2 separate regions of the Homo sapiens genome follow, and region 2 is linked to region 1. A link is a loop called in an ENCODE intact Hi-C map of the cell type or tissue named here. Cell type or tissue: endothelial cell of umbilical vein. All regions are shown on one strand. Links, peaks and the distances in the headings refer to the core of each region. The heading gives the core; the rest is flanking DNA.

Region 1 (10,015 bases), core at 1,147-9,146:
CTTCAGAAAAGGAGAGTTGATATTAAGACAATATAAGGAAAATGGGGCCAGGTGTGGTGGCTCACACCTGTAATCCCAGCACTTTGGGAGGCCGAGGCAGGTGGATCACCTGAGGTTGGGAGTTCAAGACCAGCCTGATCAACATGGTGAAACCCTGTCTGTACTACATATATAAAAAATCAGCTGGGGATAGTGGCGCATGCCTGTAATCCCAGCTACTTGGGAGGCTGAGACATGAGAATTGCTTGAACCTGGGAGGTGGAGGTTGCAGTGAGCTGAGATTGCGCCACTGCAGTCTGGCCTAGGCGACAGAGCCAGACTCTGTCCCTACCCCCTCCAACCCCCCACCAAAATCAAAACAAAACAAACAAATAAACAATGACGGAAAATGGAATTCTATGGAAGTTCAAAACAATAGCTGTACCAGCCTGGGCCCAGAGAGACGGGAGGCACGACGGCATCTGTTTGGGTCTTTGTACTTTACACCATCCTTATGCTGAGCCCAACTCGCCGTTCCTCACCTGGTCTCCATTGTGCAGATCCCACCAGTACTTCAAGTTCAGAATCCCAGGTGCAGGCTTCTGATTGGTTGGGTCACCCTTCCGCCCACTGGCCCACCTACCTACAGAATGGGAATCTCTGGGCCAAGCGTCATCCCTGACCAATTTAATTGGTACTTAGGAATCAAGGAAAACCAGGGTTGTGGGGAAACTCTAGACAGAGCAGGGCTAGCTGGGGGGCACTGTGCTGGTAGGCCCCATAACAGACATATCCGGTGCTCTCATCGCCATATAAGCCTATACTTGACAAATAAGTATAAATAGTTAAATATAAATCTGACAAATAAGTCCCTTCTTACCCCTCCAGCTTGGTGTGTTATCAAAACTCTAACCCCAGACCCAGCAGCAACATTCTGTGACTAAATGCAACTACTTGGTACTGCGCCCTGAGGGAGCCAAGGTCTTTCATGGGTTTGGTCTGAGAGACACGCCTGTCCCTCAACCCCAAAGGCCTTTTCTTCAGTTCTCTTTGCCTAACTTACCATCTTTGATGTTCTAGGGTGCCATGGGGGCATGGCAACCACTGGGAAGCCTTCCTTGAATGCTGCCAGGCTCCCCACCTCTAGACTCCAGGGTGGCCTGTCCATCTCGTTTTGGAGTGTTTGGAATACTGGTGTGGATGTAGATCGTGCATCATGCAGGAGTCTATTAAAAATGGGCTGGGCGTGTTGGCTCACGCCTGTAATCCCAGCACTTTGGGAGGCCGAGGTGGGCGGATCATGAGGTCAGGAGATAGAGACCATCCTGGCTGACACAGTGAAAGCCCGTCTCTACTGAAACAATACAAAACAATTAGCTGGGGGTGGTGGCAGTCGCCTGTAGCCCCAGCTACTCAGGAGGCTGAGGCAGGAGAATGGCGTGAACCCGGAAGGCGGAGCTTGCAGTGAGCTGAGATCGCGCCACTGCACTCCAGCCTGGGTGACAGAGTGAGACTCCGTCTCAAAAAAAAAATTGCAGATGAACCCTGGAAGTGTGAACTCTCCAGAGCTTGGGTGGGCCCAGGGATGTGTAGTGCAAGCAGGCTCCTCAGGTATTCTGGGGCAGGCACTATGATTATATTATGACTATAGACTACCCCCTTCCCCTTGCAGGGGTGGGCAGGCGGCTGCTTTCCAGACATGTGCTCGCATGTCCACATGGGCCGCATGGGATGGTGGCTGGGCCGTGTGACTAGCAGTGGCTCATGAGAGCAGAGGCGAGGGCCACTGCTGCTCAAAGCAGTTAGCTGTCAGGGTGCCATTCACCCTGACTACTTTCCCTTTGTCAAGGTTACTGGCAATGTTTGAGACAGTGCCCAGGTCTCAGAGGCTCCTGAGAAATTAATTCACTGGACAGTATTCCCCAGTAATGACTATTCACTTAGTGCCCTCTCTGTCCCAGGCACTCCACCTGCTGGAAGGACACTAGTGAAGGGGCACAGAGTTGCCACAGTCACCATGCTTACAGTCAACAGGGGAAGACAGATGTTAATCAATTCATTACTAATTAAAAATTAGAGTCTATCAGATTCTCTACTTTCAGCTGAAGGAGGCTTCTAGCTCATGTTTAGATAATTGAATTTCTCACTATCACGGAATCCTGTGTCCTGACACCTAATTCCAGCTTATATGTTTCCCCTTGGGGAAGTGCTTGAACTACAAGCCTCCCTGTCTTGCCCAGTATGCTGAGCTCTCCAGGATAACGTATAGGCTGCATGGCTAGATTCCACTGTGGCTGCCACCCTGTTGAGAGGGAGCATTGTGCGTGGGCAGGGGCATCTGGAGTTTGGGGGAAGGGAAGGCTATAAGATACAATCTGTATATAGGATTGGCTCATCCAGGATCACTGCACAGAGGACAGCTGCAGCTTCTGCAGCCACAAGAGTGACAAGTTCATGAACTTGCATCAGAAAGTGTCTCTGAATGGGTTCTGCCCACTGATGTCTACAGAGAGCCAGGAAATGTAGGGAATGAGGGCCTGTCCTAGGAATTCTAGAGACCTATGCTAGCAGGAAAACACTTAAGGACATTTATCTTGATCACTTCTCTGTGAATAGTAATGTCTGAAAACCCATACATTTTGAGACAACTAAATGCAATACCTGACTCTAGACCTCAATAGTGGATCTTGTAACAGAGGGAAAGAAATACTATGGAAGACATAGTCAGATCAACTGACTATACCGGAATATGGACCTAGATTGGATACAAGTATTTTATCAATATAAATTTACGAATTTGGTGACTATTGTGGTTATGCACATAATATCTCTACTCTTAGGAAAGACACATCAATGTATTTAGGGGTAAAGGGGCCATAGTGTATGGAATTTACCCACAAGTGATTCCAAAAGAACATATGTCTATGTATCAAGGAACTTTTGAAACCTCTATCAAAGCCTCCTTGCCTATCAGGCTATCTGACTGGTGTAGGCATGGATTGCTGTTTGGACCTTCAGCAGAAGCTAGAAGGTTCAAAGCTGATGCATTTGTGAGAAGTTGGCTCAAACTGAGTTTTCTGTTCTTTAATTTTCTTTTGAGTCCTTTGTCTGCAACAGGAGTCCTCTGTGTTCCTTTCTTCTAGGAATCTAAAATCCTTTGATATCATCCTCTCTTGATTTTCATCTTACGTGTTTCTGAGCTTGGACCAATAGGCAAAAATTTAGGGAGGTCTGTTTCAGTTACAGGGAAGGATGACCTTTCCATGAGTAACATCTGTCTAAGGTGGAATAACTCCTGCTAGAAGCAGGTGCCTACGAGGGGCTTTGGTACAATACCGTACATGGCTTCCAATCCTTGCTCTGCACTTACCAGCTACTTGACTTTCAGCAAGTCACTTAACCTCTCCAAGATTCAGTTTCCCAGTCCGTACACAGTGGGACTCTAACAGTAACACCTAGAGGGCCACAGTGGGGGTTACATGCAAGGATTCATGAAGGTTTTGCACAAAGTGCACGCTCTATGAAGGCAAGATATTGTCGCAGCTGCGTTTAGAACGCCAAGACCCAGGAAAAGACATACTTATCGTTATGCTATGTGTATTAGAGTTTTGACTCGGTAGAGATATTAAGAATCACACTAACGACAATGGCTTCCGTCAATTGGGGGGTAGGGGAGTCTTTTTCGCAGTCACTTTATGTTCCCAGTATGACCTCATTTAATCCCCAGGACACCAACCCTCAGGCGGGCGTTATTAGCCCATTGTAAAGATAAGGACACCAGGCTTGGCAGCATTAAGAAAAAATGAAGGGCCTCTCACTCCACCCGCACTTCGATACTCATACGCAGATGGGGCAAACTGAGGCTCAAAGAGGTGAGGCCCCAGACCTGGCTGGCTGTGAGCAAACCCAGGTTTCCTTTTCCCAGGCCGGGTGCCTTCAGCCCACGACAGAGTACGGGGCAGCCCCAGCTCTTCCGTCCCGTCCTGCTGCGCCCAGGATAAAGGATCTGGACTGCGCAGTTAATACTTTGTGCGTTTCAAACAGTTCGCTTATAAATTGTCTTTCGGGACAGGTCCAATTTGTCCTTTCACTGGCGAAGCCTCCTGAGCCGCGGCGGTCGTGGTCCCGCGCCCGAGTCCCGAGGACAGCAGGAGGGGGGAACCCGCTCAGCAGCCCGGGGCAGGAACCTCCGGGAGCTTCTGGCCCCCCGGCCGTCCGGCCCGCGGCCCGCGCCCCCGCGCCACGCCCTGCGCCCAGGCCCCGGCTCCTCCCGCGCTGGCGGCCGCCGAGCGGTCCGGGCGGCGGCGGCGGGAGGAGGAGCAGGAAAAGTAGCCGGGGGAGGAGGCGGAGGCGGAGGCGGCGGCGGCGGCAGAGGCGGGGAGGGCGGGCGGGGCCGGGCGAGTTTAAAGCCCATCGAGGGGGTGGGGAGGTCGGGAGGAGGCAGAGAGGGAAGCGAGCTGCGGCCGGGCGGGCTCGGCGCTCGGAGACCCGGTGGAGCCCAAAGTTTCCGCGCAGCCCCTGGGTGGCGGCAGCGCCGGCGGCGCGGGGCGCCCGGGACAGTCTTGAGCGCCGGCCTCGCCCCGCGGGGACCCGCGCCCGCCGCCGGCCACGCCGAGTGTCGCCCGCAGCCACGCGGAGGCGGCGGGGAGCCGCGCGCGGCAGGTACGGAGTTGGGCGGGGAGCGCGGCGGCAAGTTACTTTGTGGTTGGCGTCCCCGCGGGGCCCGGGACGGCCAGGCGGGTCCCCGCGCCGTCATTGTCTGAGCGCTGGGCGGCCGCGGCCGGGGACGCCGGGCCCCGCGGAGGCGCGGCGGGCGGAAGGGCGTCGCCTCCGGGCCGGGGGCTCCGGCGCCCCGGGCCCGCAGCGGGCGGTGCTCGGAGGCGGGACTGGGGCTGCGGGCGCGCGGCGGAGGCGGAGGCAGCCGGGCGCCCCGCGGGGCTCTCCGCGCTGCGTTCCCGACCCCTGGGGGGAGGTGTGGAGTCCAAGCGGTGCATTCTTGAACCATCTTGTCAGACGCCGGCGGCTCGCGGGCTGTGGCGGGGGCTGCGGTCAAGGCCGCGCTCCTGGGGGCCGCCGCCTGGGAGGGTGGGCGCCCAGGCGTCCCTGCAGCCCCGGGTGCTCCGACTGCGCGGCGGGGCCGCGGCGCGCGCGCCCGGGCGTCCGGGCGTCCGGGACAGTGGTGCCAGACACTCCCAAATCCCGAGCCGGCCCAGCCTCGTACGGAGGACCTTTTTTTTGGTTCTGTTGGTGACCCGTTAGCCGCCGCTGGGGCCTAACACCAAGTTGAGGGCTCGCGGATTAGCCGCCCGCCAGCCGTGGAAATGTGATAAGAGCGGTACCGTTTGCAGAAGGAAATTTCTGATGCAACTCTTCGCCTTTGCTGATTGCCTCTCCAAACGCCTGCCTGACGACTGCCTTGGAGCATGTGCGTTATGGAAATTAGGGTATCCTTTACTTTTTATTGTGTGCGTCTTTTCTTGGGATTGGAAGAAACGCGAACTTTTTATGGTTTGCTTTCACCGAAACGTTGGGTAATGTAAGAGAGCCACAGGTGATTTTTACAGGGTCCTGGATCTTTACAATGCGTTTGAAAGAATATTTTCTTGCAAACTTGGTGCCCAGTTTCATTCAAGAGATGGGGGGGAGGGGGGAAAGACCAAAACAAGGAGAGCTCGTGAGTAAATATGCGTTATTGCACAACTTGCTCGTTGCTGCTGTTTAAAAGGCCAGGCCTAGAACACTTTGTTTCTGAAAATGCTGATTCAGCCGTTTGGAGCCCCCGAGTTTCAGAAATGGTGGTCTATTTAAAGTTTCAAGCAGTTTTACCAAGAACACATGTTGTTAGCGCAGCAACCGGAGTTGACTAGGGTTTACAACACAATGCTGGCAATATTTTAACGAGCTGACCCCGAGTTCCTCTCTTTCCAGGAGGAAAGAGTTAGAATCAAGAGTTTCTACAGCAGTGGGACTTCTGGCTGTGACAGCGGTGAAGTGTCTTTTAGGAGAGTATTTTAAGTAAAAGCACTGAAAACCAACTATGTTTCCAGGAATGATTCTAGATGTCTAGGTTTTTCTCTTAAAAATCAAAACTCTAGGATCACTGCATGTAATATTTGAGTTTTACTGGGAGCACTTGAAAGAGAAGGGCAACACAGGCCAATCCCCAGATTACAGGGAGGGAATTTGAGGACAGAGTTACACGCCCAGCAGGCATTGCTCCTGTAACTGAGAAGTGTAGCGACTGATACTTCTGTAGCATTTCACAGTTTACAAGGCACTTTCAAAAGCCTTGTTGCTTTTAATCCCCTCTACAACCTCCTGATCCCCATTTTACAGGTCTGAAAACCAAGGCTCAGGAGGTTAATTGGCATGCCCGAGGTCATACTGTCAGCAAGTGACAAAGCTGTCACTAGAACCTAAGCTTTGGATCATTTTAGTCTTGTGTTTTATTTGCAAAAGTACATCCACTTCTGAAAGGGAAATGGCGTGGGTCAGGTATGTATAGCCTGCCAGTCACACACTCGGAGAATGATGATTGCCTGGTCTGGGGGCTCCCAGCCTTCAAGGTTAATGCCATGTTACCAGAGCATTCTAGATATTTCCTTTTAGTTCACTCACTTTTTACATTTAAATACACATTTATTTTGGGAAGGAATTTTGATATCCATGAAGTCATGAGTTTTGATGTGGTAGTTATGTTTACTGTAATTAGAAAAGTTGTGTACCCCTAAAGTCATCTATTGCATATTATCTGTTTGGTCACTTTTGGGGCAGCGTTGGCCCACTCAAAATGCTTTTCATTTGTGGATCAGGAACCCAGAACTGGGCAGGTTCATGCCAGCTACTTGTCCAGAGCTTTGTATGGTGATGGCCACCAGGACTGGGACCAAGGGCAGCCCTGACCCAGTTTAAAGAGCTATGTCTGTGTCTACTCAGCCTCCAGTAGGAGAAGAGAGCAGAGTCAGACTCGAAGAGTTAGCTCAGAACTTGATTTTGGTGATCTTTCCGGGTACAGGCTATATTATGTGTAGAAATCAAACTCCAGCTTGAACACAGTCATCTATTGTGCCTTCAGCTTCATTTTAGAGCTGTAGAAATTCTTGATTGGTTTATCTGGTAAAACCGAATGCTTTAAAGGTGGCATAATTTAAGGAATGGAATCTATTTCCTTGGAATTCTGTCCGACTCTTAACTGCAAGGGGAAGAGAAACCTACGGGATCGTAGAATGTATTTGAGCTTGTATCTAGGGTTAGGTTGCCAGCCTGTCAGAGCTCAGAGCTAAATGCAGGGGATTTTGGTCCTGCTCCCTGGAGGGGAAGCCTGTGCCTTTGCACGTTTGCTCCGTAATCCCCGCGTCTGTTTCTCAGTTTATTAAACCAACGTGGCATTGTATGGCTTGTGAGGAGAACATATTTGCCTTGTCTTTCATTTGAGTAATCAGTCCTTCAAAGTTTAAATAAACTTTTTTTTTTCCTGGTAGTGGAGACTTTTCTTTTAACCTGTGCTATTTTATTTTTTATATAACTGTAGAAGTACAGAAGTGTGGGAGATTATGGAAGAAATTAAGGTCGTCCAACTACTTGGTGGGTGAGACTTGGCAGACAGGTACTTTGGAGTTCTAGGGATCACTTTCAGAGTTTGCATACTATTAGGGGTATAACTGGTCTGATCCATTCAGCCCCTGGCTGGTATTTAATTTGTGTGAATATTTTAGCTGCACACTTTTAGGGAGCTGTATCTGTTTTCACTCCTTGTTCCTCTTGGCTGGGACACCTTTGCATCAGACTCCCACCCCCAACCTGGACCACTTCTGAACTGATCTCTGAGAAATGAGCTTTCCTGCACTTTTGTCTTCTGGAGGCTTTTGTCCATGCTCCTGGTGATCACAGGGCCTGCTAACTGCAGGGAGATAAAAGCAGTCAAAGCTTAAAACCACCCGCTTACTCGTGGAAAGGCAGGCTGATGGCTCTTCTTTAATAATGGATTGAAAAATGGTGTGATTGTCCTTTGAGATGGCAACAGAAGAAGCCATTTCCTGGGGTTATCAAAAATAATCTCAGAGGTAGAAATGAGTGGTTCTGATTTTTTTGCTTTTAGGATATAGTGACTCTAAGGAGATTTTTTCTTTTCCCCTGTATTAGAATATTCATATTTTTGAACCATCTACTTTACATATGGATTTCTGGGGAGATTCTTCTAGTCTTTTCAGATCCCTAATTTGAGGGGCTTATTATTTGGGCTGGACCCAGCAACAGAGTGGACTTTTTGTTGTTAACGTCAAGCCTGAGAACGGGCGCTGGGGAGGAATAACCCCTCCCACCATATCGTTTCTTTTCTGCTCTATTTGACCAGGGCAGCAGGCACACTGCCTCAGTTGACTCCTGGTTGTACTACTTACTAGTTTGGCCAGGCTGAACAAGTGAACCAACTTGATCCGTTAAAATGGAAGCCATAGGCGTGTTTATCCCCACGGCTTGTTGGGAAGGTAGCACGAGGTGTGATGTGTGTGATTGGCACGATGCAGAGCTCATGCAGTCTTTGTGGCGATGTCTGTAGGCACTTTGCCGTCAGCCTTGTCTTAGAGCAGTTTGTGGACTTGATATCCTGCTTGCTATTAATTTATAAGGTTGGTTAGAAAGGGGACTTGGCTTTTGTATTTTTGTCTTCCAGTGCTTTGTACATGCTAGTTGCACAAAATCTTGTTTGAATTTATCTGAATGTTCTTTGAGCCACAGTCAGTGCTCAGAAGAATCCTTTTGTTGACTGTGTTTAGCGTGACAGTTTGAACTCCTCACAGGTAGAATTCTAAGAGCAAAGATAGCTGGTGTACTGCAGACTTCACTTGGCTGCAAACCATTTGAACCAGATAATAGTGAATAGCAGGTGTCAAAAATTGGTTTCCTTCAACCAGGAGCAGAAGTTGTGAAGACCCCTGCAGTGCGTAAGCTCTGATGGGCAGCAGCATTGGGTGTGGAGACAGATCTCTGGTCTCCAGGCCTGTGGAGCCTGTGGCATTTGTCTTCAGGCCCCCACGGTTGGTGTCTGGACTCTTACAGAGGCACTTATCCTAGCTGGGACTGAAATGACTGTGGACCGCTTATCCTGGTCAGGCTGATGTGCCCCTGGGATGTGGCTCCGAGCTCTATCCAGGGCTGTGCTAGTGGGCAGTCCTGCTTCTCCCTGAAGTTCTTGAAAGGTTTTGTATTAGGTAAATGGAACTGGGCATGAACAGTGGCAGTCTTGCCTATTAACATGGGTTTCCCAAAGTACTTGGCACTTTGGCGTGTGTTGGTCCTCATCATTGTGTCATTAAGGTCACTAGAGCTAATGTGGGGTTGGGGGCTGGGATCCTCATGTGCTGGGTCAGTGCAGGTGGCACTGCGTTGGGGACTGCTCTCTGTCTGGTCCTGTCTGTGAGCTGTCAGGGGTCTCACTCTGGGAGCTCCAAGGGGACGTCTGAGCAATAGAGGACCATGAGGGATAGCTGAAGACCCGCTTTCTACCTTCTCTTGTCCTTTCACATGGGAGTCGAGGGTCAGGAACCTCCAAGGCTGCTCACTGCAAGCTACCTGGGCCCCACTGAGATGGCAGGTCCCCACTTCTCTGATGTGCAGGGCCTTTAGTTTACTTATTTGATTTTTAACTTTCATCCCTGGGAGTATTTAGGCAGTGGCTTCCAGCCTTTTGTAAGTGAAGAGTTCCCTTTAGTATAAAAACCTTTATAATACCACATACCTCATAGAATAATTTTTGGATTCCCTGCTTTGAGAAGCTACCATGAATTGAGTAACTTTTAAATTCAGAAGTTTGTACCACAGCTTCCTGCCCAGGGACAGTGCCTGGTGCTGAGCCTGGGGCCCTGCTTGAGATCGCTGTTCCTAGACGGTCTTCACATCCTGTGGGAAGTTGAGCTGGCTGGGTCATGTTCAGTGCCCTCTAATTGTCCCGTATGGGCTGATTTGAGCCAGAGGGCACCTCCCCCGCCCATCTTTTCACCCTGGCCACACCACCCTGGCCCAGGACAGGCTGCAGGGG
Region 2 (10,015 bases), core at 1,179-9,178, 330 kb before region 1:
CCTTCACACACCCAGCCTTCAGGCCAGAGGGAGGTTTCCTTTATAGCCACGCCCCCCAGACTTTTCAGCTTCTTTTGTGTGTTTGTTCCTATGTCTTTTGGGGCCTATTGTGAATGCTTTAGTCTTTCAGAAAGTCAAAAGTCTGCCTTGAACACAAGGCCACCGTACACTCTGTTCCCACAACAACATCCTTTCCCCGACCTCATACATTTTTGTCCAAAGCAAAATGCAGCCAGTGACTTCTGTACAGGAACCTGCACCCTCCCCAGTTGCGTCTGTCCCTGTAGCAGAGGGAAAAATACTCTTGGTTTGTTCCCTGTTCTTCTGGGTTCCAGAATTCTTTCCAAAGTCATAAGTCATGCTCCGCTGTTTAGTTGTGGGCAGCAGCCTAACAAGCTGGGGACTTGGGTGTCTGTCACATCAGTGGCCCCGTCCCCCCTGCTGGCATGATGAGCTCTTTCAAGAAACCGGACTCTGGGTGTAGCTCACGTTTGTGACTTTCCAGTTCTGTGTCTTTGTAGCAGCCACCCATGTTGTCACTCATCTCGTAGTACTCCTTGGAGAAGGTAGTGATAGACGGATATGAGGTGGGACCACAAGCGACGAGGTTGAGACAGATCCAGGGCCCTCCACGTCCCACGGCCTTGAGCACACAGCTTGTATTTGCCATCCACTTGGCTGACTCCCCAGCTTGGGACCGTGACTTGTTCCCCGTGGTGTCCCCAGTCATAAGCATATGCCTGGTGTGTGGTGGACCCTCAGTAGACATTTATGAGCGGGTGAACATGGCCTCAATGTCAGACAGCTAAGGAGGCTCATGCGAGACGAATGGGCCATTGTCTTTCTGGAGGGAGGTCTCTGGTGACACTGAAGAGGGGGAGCACCTTGAATTAACCAGCGACTTGGATGATGTTCTGCTACAGCTGCAGGGTTTGGTGAATGGAGAGCAAATAGGGCAGCATTAGGGTCCAGAGTGGTTCCCTAAGCCAGGCAGATCCTCTGGGAGATGACATTTGGGAGGGGTGAGTGACTCAGACTCTCAGGGTCTCTGACGACGTCCAGATCAGTCACTTCCTTGCTACACATGCCATGGACTGTGAATGAGAGGAGTCCCACGTCCAGGTCCAACCCAGGCTCCTCCATGTACCTCAGTCCAAGGCTGACCCCAGAAGCCCTTCAATTTCAAGTCTAAGAATGAGGGTGCCCTGATAAATGGCACACCCAAGAAGGGCACTCAGGCAGTTTGGTGGGGCTAGGAGCCAGTGAAGGCTGTGAAAGGGGTACAGTGGCCCAGCCTGTCCTAACAGAAGCATGAAGATCAGGATGAGGGTGGGGTGGTGCCGCTCTATTCGGTGCTGGCCACATCTGTTCCTTCAGTGAGTAGGTCTCTGAACACTTTTTTTTTTGAGACGGAGTCTCGCTCTGTTGCCCAGGCTGGAGTGCAGTGGCACTATCCTGGCTCACTGCAAGCTCCACCTCCCAGGTTCAAGCGATTCTCCTGCCTCAGCCTCCCATACTGCTGGGATTGCAGGCGCATGCTACCACGGCTGGCTAATTTTTATATTTCTAGTTGAGATGGGGTTTCGCCATGTTGGCAAAGCTGGTCTTGAACTCCTGACCTCAAGTAATCTGTTCACCTCGGCCTCCCAGAGTGCTGGGATTACAGTGTGAGCCACCACACTCAGCCTGAACACCATATTTTAAGAGAAAAAAACTAAAAGGCATTCAGAGGAGAACATTCTTGGAATCGAAGCGTCTAGAAGTTACCATCCCTTACTTAAACGATATAGAAATTACAAAATTTTAGCTGAAAAATGGAAAGATTCACTGGGAAACAATCGCTACATCCAGATGTTTAATTTCTGTCCCAAGACAGTGGGGTGACGTCTCAGTGCCCCAGAAGACAGGACTTGAATGAGTACGCGGATGTTCTGAAAACATTTGTTTTAGTTGACTATAGAAAAAAAATTTCTCTCAGGCCATATTGGGGCAAGAGAGCTATGAATATGTGGGGAAAGTGCCACGTGGCAGTTATATTTAGTGTTTTCCTATAGTATCTTATTTAATCCTTCCCAAATCCCCACAAGATAGGGACTGTCATCTCTGTTTTATAGGTGATAGGGCACAGAGAGGCTGAGTGATTGCCCGGCTCCATGACAGTTTGTAAAACAGAAGACCAAGTCTAAAACATAGTCTGGAGGAGTAGATCATAGTTTGAATTTTTACAAGCATAATTACTGCCTTAACATTTAAGTGAAAGGGTGTGTAAGTTTTCTAGGGCTGCCAAAACCTAAATACCGCCGACTGGGTGGTTTCAACAGAAATTTATTTCTCACAGTCCTGGAGGCTGGAAGTTCAAGACCAAGGTGTCAGCAAGGTTGGTTCCTCCTGAGGCTCCTCCTTGGCTTGCAGACAGCTGTCTTGCTGCCGTGGCCTTGCAGGGCCTTTGTGGTACCTGTGCATCCCAGGTGTCCCTTCCTCTTCTTATAAGTACAGTCATATTGGATTAGAGCCTACCTTAATGACCTCATTTTAATTTAGTTACTTCTTTAGAGGCCCCATCTCCAAATATAGTCACACACTGGGGATTAGGGCTTCAACACACAAATTTTGGTGGGAGAGGCCAGGCACCGTGGCTCACGCCTGTAATCCCAGCACTTTGGGAGCCTGAGGCTGATAGATCACTTAAGGTCAGGAGTTCAAGACCAGCCTGGCCAAATGGGAAAACCTTGTCTCTACTAAAAATACGAAGAAATTAGCTGGATGTGGTGGCATATGCCTGTAATCCCAGCTACTCAGGAAGCTGAGACACGAGAATCACCTGAACAGAGGTTGCAATGAGCTGAGGTCACGCCGCTGCACTCTAGCCTAGGCAATAGAGTGAGACTCTGTCAAAGAAAAAACAAAAATAAAGAAAGAAAGAAAGAAAAAAAATTGGAAACAAATTCAGATCATAACAAAGGAAAATGGGGTTCCTGTCTACAGGCAGAATAGTTTCCATGAGGAACTGAAGGGTGTGTAAGACTCAGCCCTTTGAAGGCACTCAGCACTGAATTGGAGCACTTTATGTCCCCAAAATACAGAGAACGCTTGTCTTTTGGGTAGATTACGACATAGGTGTCCAGGACAGTGGCAGCAGCCGTCGCCATGGGAAGTTCCCACTAGCAACATTAGTTTGTATGGTTCCAGTCTAATTCCCATCCCAGAGAAGCCATCAGTGTTGGAAAGGCCATCTCATTCCAGTTGGGAGCCAGAGATACACTGGGTGAGGGTGTCACTTCCAAATTCTTTCTTGGTAAGTGGCATGCAACTCATGGAAGAAGTCCAAGCAGACAGAAGTTATTCATCTCTGCTGGTCATATTTTAATTGCTAAATCAATTGGAGATTGCTAATCTCCAATTGCTAATGAATTAGATTGCTAATGAAAGGCCATTGTGCCAGACAAATTGCATGTGGAAGTACACTGGCCAGCAGGAAGACAGCAAAGGCACCGTCATCCAGTCGTCGGCCAACTGGTCCCATGATGCAGGTCCCAAGTTAAGCACAATAGCAATTAGAGAGACCCAGCAACAGTTCAGTTCTTCTTGCATCCCAGGCACTCTGCTAGGACTTTTATGCACATCATCTCATATAACTTCATCTTTACAATATCCTTATAAGGCAGGTTCTGTTATCTTCATTTTACCAATGAGGACACTGAGGTTTACAAAGGGAAAGTGAGGTCCCAGGGCTGCTACTACTGCCAGTAAGCAACAGAATATGGGCCTGTCTGATGTCTTTTCTGCATGGAGCCATCATGCATTGATGCTGATTCAATCCAAGAGAGTTGTGTAACACTTGGCAGAGGGGGGTGCAGGGTGACTGTGGCTCTGCAGCCTCTGCCTGGGGTGATGTGGGTGAGGAGGTGGCATGGTGCTGTCACATGGCGTAGCACTGCAATGAGTCACTTCAACATGATCTTGTTAGACATAGAGATTCTGAAATGAAGAAAATGTTTGACTCATTTACTCGTCATTGACAGGGAAGTCATGCATTTGCTGGTTGAGAATCAAAACTCAAAGATTTAAAAACAATTGTATGCATCTTCTTGAAGGAAAAATGTACCCCTGCTCCATCATTCACAGCCTCCTTGAATTTTTCACTGGAGTGTTTTCTTAGCACTGTCTGTTCATGGTGCTCTTTCTCAGCAGCCTGTTCTGCTTGTGCAGAAAGTCCTACTGCAGTTGAAACATCCTGGCAGAAAATGAAAGAATTGGTTCACCTCCACACATGGCCTCTTGTCAAAAAAATTAAGCAAAACTGGCAAGTTAGCGACAAGGGATACAAGGCTCTTGTTCTGTAGAACTCTGTTCCCTTGATGGAACTACTTAGTAAATGGGGTTAACTTCATCAGGCTAGCCAGCTCCAAATATACATAAACTCAAGAAGTCTGGAACCCATGTCAAATTCATGTTAAAAGGCATGAACTGCCAAGCCATTACTGTAGGCATAGCCAAATACATTGTAAATATATCTGTCAGTTTTGCTCAGATACGGATATCTGCCTGTTTTTTGAGATGCTTCCTTTTGTTTTGGCTTTACCCAACTTCCAAAAATCTGTCTGTCTGCTCATACAGTATGTTATGAGACTTTAAAAGTCTTGATAGGGACAACAAATAAAACAAGTAGGATTCTTTCAGGCCTAACTAAACTGTCTTTGAGTCTACATTTTACAAAAATAATTATGTCATTCAATTTTTTTTTTTTTTTTGAGATGGAGTCTCGCTCTGTCGCCCAGGCTGGAGTGCAGTCAGTGGTGCGATCTCAGCCTACTGCAGCCTCCTCCTCCTGGGTTCAAGCGATTCTCCTGCATCAGCCTCCTGAGTCGCTGGGATTATAGCCATGCGCCACCATGCCCTGCTAATTTTTGTGTTTGTAGTAGAGACAGGGTTTTGCCATGTTGCACAGGCTGGTCTCGAACTCCTGACCTCAGGTGATCCACCAACCTCGGCTTCCCAAAGGGCTGGGATTACAGGTGTGAGCCACTGTGCCTGGCCTGACATTTAAATGTTAAATGTGCCAGATGTAAAGCATATCTGCCATTTTAGTAAATTAACAAAACTAGCAAAGAGCTAAATAACTGAATTGATACTAATGCATTTTGTAATAAACAGCCAAGTATAGGTTGTATTTATATTCTACAATGTGGAGACGAAAAAACAACACTTATGATGGTACAAAACAACCTTTCTAAAAATACTGGGGAAATAGAAGTGCTGCAGAGATCATCTCTGGCGTCCAGCTGCCTCCTCCCATCCTGGAGATGGTGAAGATGAGGACAGCATTGTGTTCAGAGGCACAAAGGAAGCCGAGTTCCTGTCCGACACAAACATCCCTGGGAACCTGTGGCACCTCCCACTGCAGAGCCTGTGAAAACAGCCAGGCTGCAAGGATCCTCCTTGGTGGAAATAGCCGGGCAGCTAACGCCAGTGTGCAGAGAAAGGAAGCTGGAGCTATTTTAGTTGCTTAACGTCTACCTTTTGTTTGTGGATCGTTTCCTCTCTGACACTTGTGGCTAAAGAAGCAAGTGTTGTTTGAAGGAGATTAGAGTCTTAAGTATTTTTAACACTCACTAGAGTGTGACATTGTATGGGAGCTCTCTGTGATAAAATCAAAATGAAAGGTGAGCTCGCCACTCTCCTGCACGTTGACAGTTTAGCAACATGGAGGAAGTGGGAAGCTGGCTTTGTGTTAGAGAGTTATGCTGTTCAAATATCCATCATTTAAGTATGCTGTTCTTATCCTTGTACTTCGTCATACTTTGTCACTTTGGTTTTGCCTGTCAGTCACGTCAACAGTCAGTATGTTTTTCACTATGAAGGGAAACTGCTGGAAGAGTGAGTTCATTATTTCTCTCACCTTTACATTTTGCAACTTTATATGTATATTCATGATTCTGTCCAGCCACCTTGATAATCCACAATCAGAAAAGTGGGTTTTCAAATATAAATCAGGATTTTAAATTTGCAGCAGTGTAAAAAGATCCAATTCCTGTCTTTGAGGCACTGTTCAGGATTTGGAAACTGAAGCTGGGTGCAGAGCCTCCTAGGCACCATCTCGTCTTGAACTTACATTCTGAACTCAGCCTTGACTGCTCTGGGTTCATTGTGGTTAACTAACCTTCAGCTTCAAAGACATTTGATTTACTCCTCAACCAAACTTACAAAATTTTAGTATCTGCAAAGCTTTTACTTTTGTGCACCAAAGGACACAGTCAACAGATTAAAAAGGCAACCCGCAGAATGGGAGAAGATATTTGCAAATTATGTATGTGATAAGGGATGTGTTGTATGGAGAACTCCTTCAACTCAACAACAAAAAACAAACAACTCAATTAAAAAATGAGCAAAGGGCTTAAATAGACATTTCTCCAAAGAAAATATACAAGTCAGCAAGCACATGAAAAGATGCTCAGCATCACTAATCGTAAGAGAAATGCAAATCAAAACCACAATGAGATACCATCTCATACCCATTAGGATGGCTGCTATGAGAAAAAACACAAAAGAAAAGATGCGTTGGCGGGGATGTAGAGAAATTGGAACCCTTGTGCATTGTTGGTGGGAGTGTAAAATGGTGCAGCCACTGTGGAAAACAGTATGACAGGTCCTCAGAAAATCCAAAATAGAATTCCCCATAGGATCTAGCAATTTCACTTCCGGGCATATATCCAAAATAATTGAAAGCAGGGCCTCAGACAGATACCTGTACACCCATGTTCATCGCAGCATGATTCATAATAGCTGAAACATGGAGGTAACACAGGTGTCCATCGATGGATGAATAGATAAACTGTGGTTTGTTCATTTGTTTACAATGAAATATTATTCTGTAATAATACAAAAATAAATACTTAAACATTTAAAAGGAAGGAAATTTTGATACATGCATCATCATGGATGTACCTTGAAGACATCATGCTAAGTGAAACAAGCCTGTCACAAAAAGACAAATACACAAATGCCATGTGATTCCACTTAGATGAGGCACTTACAGTAGTCAGATTCATGGAGACAAAAAGTAGGATGATGGTTGCCAGGGCCTGGGGGGTGGGAATTGGGGAGTTATTGTGGGATGGGTAGAGTTTCAGTTTTACAAGATGAAAAGAGTTTTGGAGATTGGTGGCACAACAATGTGAATGTACTTAACACTACTGAACTGTACAATTAAAAGTGGTTAAGATGGTAAATTTTATAGTATGTGTATTTACCATAATTAATGATAAAATTTAAAAAATTATTTAACCACTTCCTTTAAAAGGTATAACCTTAAGTAAGATCTTTTTACTTAAATATGGTAAATATAGTTTCTCCAAATGCCTTACGTGTGTTATATTTTTGAGTAAAATATTTTCAGTGAACCTAAGAAGGTTCACTGATGCCTGAAACATTTTTAGTGGGTAAATTTATTTGACAGTGAAATAACTTATATTTTAGGCCATTTACCCTCCCTCTCCATGTATTTTCTTTCTCCTTTGTATGTTATACCATTTGACAACACTGTTTTGACCCCCTTGTTTGATCCTTGCAAGCTAGAGTTATAAAGGATTCTGTTGTTTTCTATTTTTTCTATACTACCATATTTATTATATTTACTTATTTCAATATATTAAGATTGCCAAACAGGACTGTGGCCAAAAATCTGAAAGCATGTAGCATATCTTTGCTGAGGGAGCCAACAATTAAGAACAGACATCTTGTATTTAATGAGATCTACTGGTTTAGAGGCTGTGTGGTCTGTCTCATCCTTTCACAACTTCTGTACAACTTTGGGCAAGTCACTCAAAAGGACTTGCCAATCAACTTTTCTGAGTTCTATTTCCTTAGAAGTCAAATAATATCCTTACCTATCTACTTAACTAAGGTTTTGAAGAGTTAATGTATTAATAGAATTTGTAATAGTACTTACAAAAATAGTAAAGATTTTCAAATATTTTAAGTCCTATATTGATGAATATTTTTAAGTGAATGGTTTTGTCATGGGAATAATTTGGTGAACATCTAAATAATATTTGACCCGTTGATGTGGAGGACCACACAGGCTTACTATAAAGACTTGAATTCCACAGACATTTGACCTGTATTTGTGATACAAAAATCTTGTTTTTCCTCTTAAAAACTTTACTTACTACCCAGTTTCCATATTAGAGAAGCTCGTGGTGCAGTGTCTAATTTTAGAGGAAAAGGGCCTTGAATCATGAACACAGCTTCGCTCCCTCCTCCTTTTACTTTACAAACACAGGCCCAAGGTAAATGGACTTCCCTCACAAGCCAGCTGTGAGTTTGTTTGTCAAAAATAATTTGGTTCCCTTGGTTCTTAGAGGATGATGGTTTTATAGCTGTTACTTACAAAACCAATGTTTCCCTTAGTATTGAGCTACCTCTTTATTTAAACTATTAGAAAATGTGTCGCCATATATATCACTAGGATATATATGGTAATGAGAACCTAGATTAGGTAGCCTAAATACTATGGTACCTTAGAAGAGGTAATAATATCACCAGGGAAACTTAGTTTATAACCAAACTGACAGAATCTCTGTATTTGTCAGATAATGTCCCTGTAACTTTGGTAGGTATGTTTTAACCTTTTTATGTGTCTGAATTAAACTGTGTCATTTGTAAAACTTTCCTATGTGATGTAATCTCTGGTGACTTTAATTGTATATTAGAAAATAAGATGTTTTCAAGTGACTCTGGGACTGAGGAAACTAATTTTATATTTGGGTATTTTGAGCTGCAGACATGGGTCTGACATCCCACATGGCTGCAGGAAAGCTGGACAGCATCGATTTGCAGATACTGTGCTCTGGCTGTGGATTCCTCTCTGTGGCTGGGTCCAGCCTGCTCCAGCAGTGTAGAGCGTAGTTTGCTTGTTGAATGTAGGAGGGATATTTGGAGGACATAGGCTTTGCCTGGATTTGAATCCATCCCAGACTCCACCAACACTAACCTATACAACCTTGGGGAAGTTATTGAACCTCCAAGGGCCCCAGATTATAGAAGCGTAAAACATACTTTTGGTCTTCGTGACCAACACACCCTAATGTGACACCCCTCCCCCTCTCCCCCCCAGTGATTCACATCCTTGTATGAGCCCTTCTCCTTGAGTGAATTGGAATTTGGAACTTGCTTCTAACTTACAAGATATGGCAAAGATGATGGGATGTCACTCCCTGTGATTATAAAAGATTGTGAAATGCAGGTGGCCCCTAGGATGCGAGGATTGTCTCTGCTTAACAGTCAGTAAAAGGCCAAGTCTCTCAGTCTTGAACCCGCCAGAGAAGCAATTTTCAACAACCCCACTGAGCCTTCCCAATCAAACCTCCAGATAGAAACACAGCCTGCTGACACCTTGATTGCAGCCTTGTGAGACCCTGAGCAGAGGACCCGGCTAAGCCATGCTTGGACTCCCAACCGCTGGAAACTGAGATAACAAATGTGTGTGTTTGTGTTTAAACTACCAAGCTAATGGTAATGTGATATGCAGCAACAGAAAATTAATACAGTAGTCAATAGATTATATGTAAACTCAGGAAAGTAACTTGTGGTGCCCATTTGTTCTAGCCTAATTCAGAACTATGTGGCCAGAATTCAGGACAGCCACCGCCCTCTGGAAAGTGAGGAAAGAATACTAGAAAGGAGAAAGCCAGAGAGGGACAGCCATAAATTCTGTGGATAAATTCTGGCTAAATCTCTGGCTCAGCCTTGAACCATGCATGAAAAGGACAGATACCAAGCAGCCTGGCTAAGAACTAAAGAGCTGAACTGAGATTTGATTGCTGCTCAAGAAACAGGACTTAAAGTGAATCCAGTCAGCTTATTATTGCCCGTGAAGACAAAGTAATTTACAGTCTCCTGAGGAATATGAGGGAATCTAGAACCTCCTAAGCATAACACTCAACAATGTCCAGGATGCAGGCCAAAATTATTTAACATATGAAGAACCAGGAAAATGCGACCTATTCGAAAATGT

The links. Peaks named below come from ENCODE experiments on the same cell type or tissue, not always from the same donor. Only the 100,000 strongest peaks of a DNase experiment are listed, where the experiment ranks them.
Region 2: it touches region 1 in a loop (2.8-fold over the local background); 12 of 110 quality-filtered maps call a loop at or near these places.

What each region holds. Positions count from the first base shown.
Region 1 is chr7:50,787,850-50,797,864 of GRCh38, reverse strand. It overlaps a transcript of GRB10 not described here. Among named protein-coding and RNA genes, the nearest start is that of GRB10, 10 kb to the right of the region's middle. In endothelial cell of umbilical vein, for the core only: no CTCF peak of the experiment used is centred there; DNase peaks (open chromatin) are centred at 4,324 and 5,854; H3K4me3 peaks cover 3,611 bases; H3K27ac peaks cover 2,424 bases.
Region 2 is chr7:51,117,719-51,127,733 of GRCh38, reverse strand. All of the region lies in intron 6 of COBL (cordon-bleu WH2 repeat protein), which reads left to right. Among named protein-coding and RNA genes, the nearest start is that of COBL, 190 kb to the left of the region's middle. In endothelial cell of umbilical vein, for the core only: no CTCF peak of the experiment used is centred there; a DNase peak (open chromatin) is centred at 5,413; H3K27me3 peaks cover 141 bases.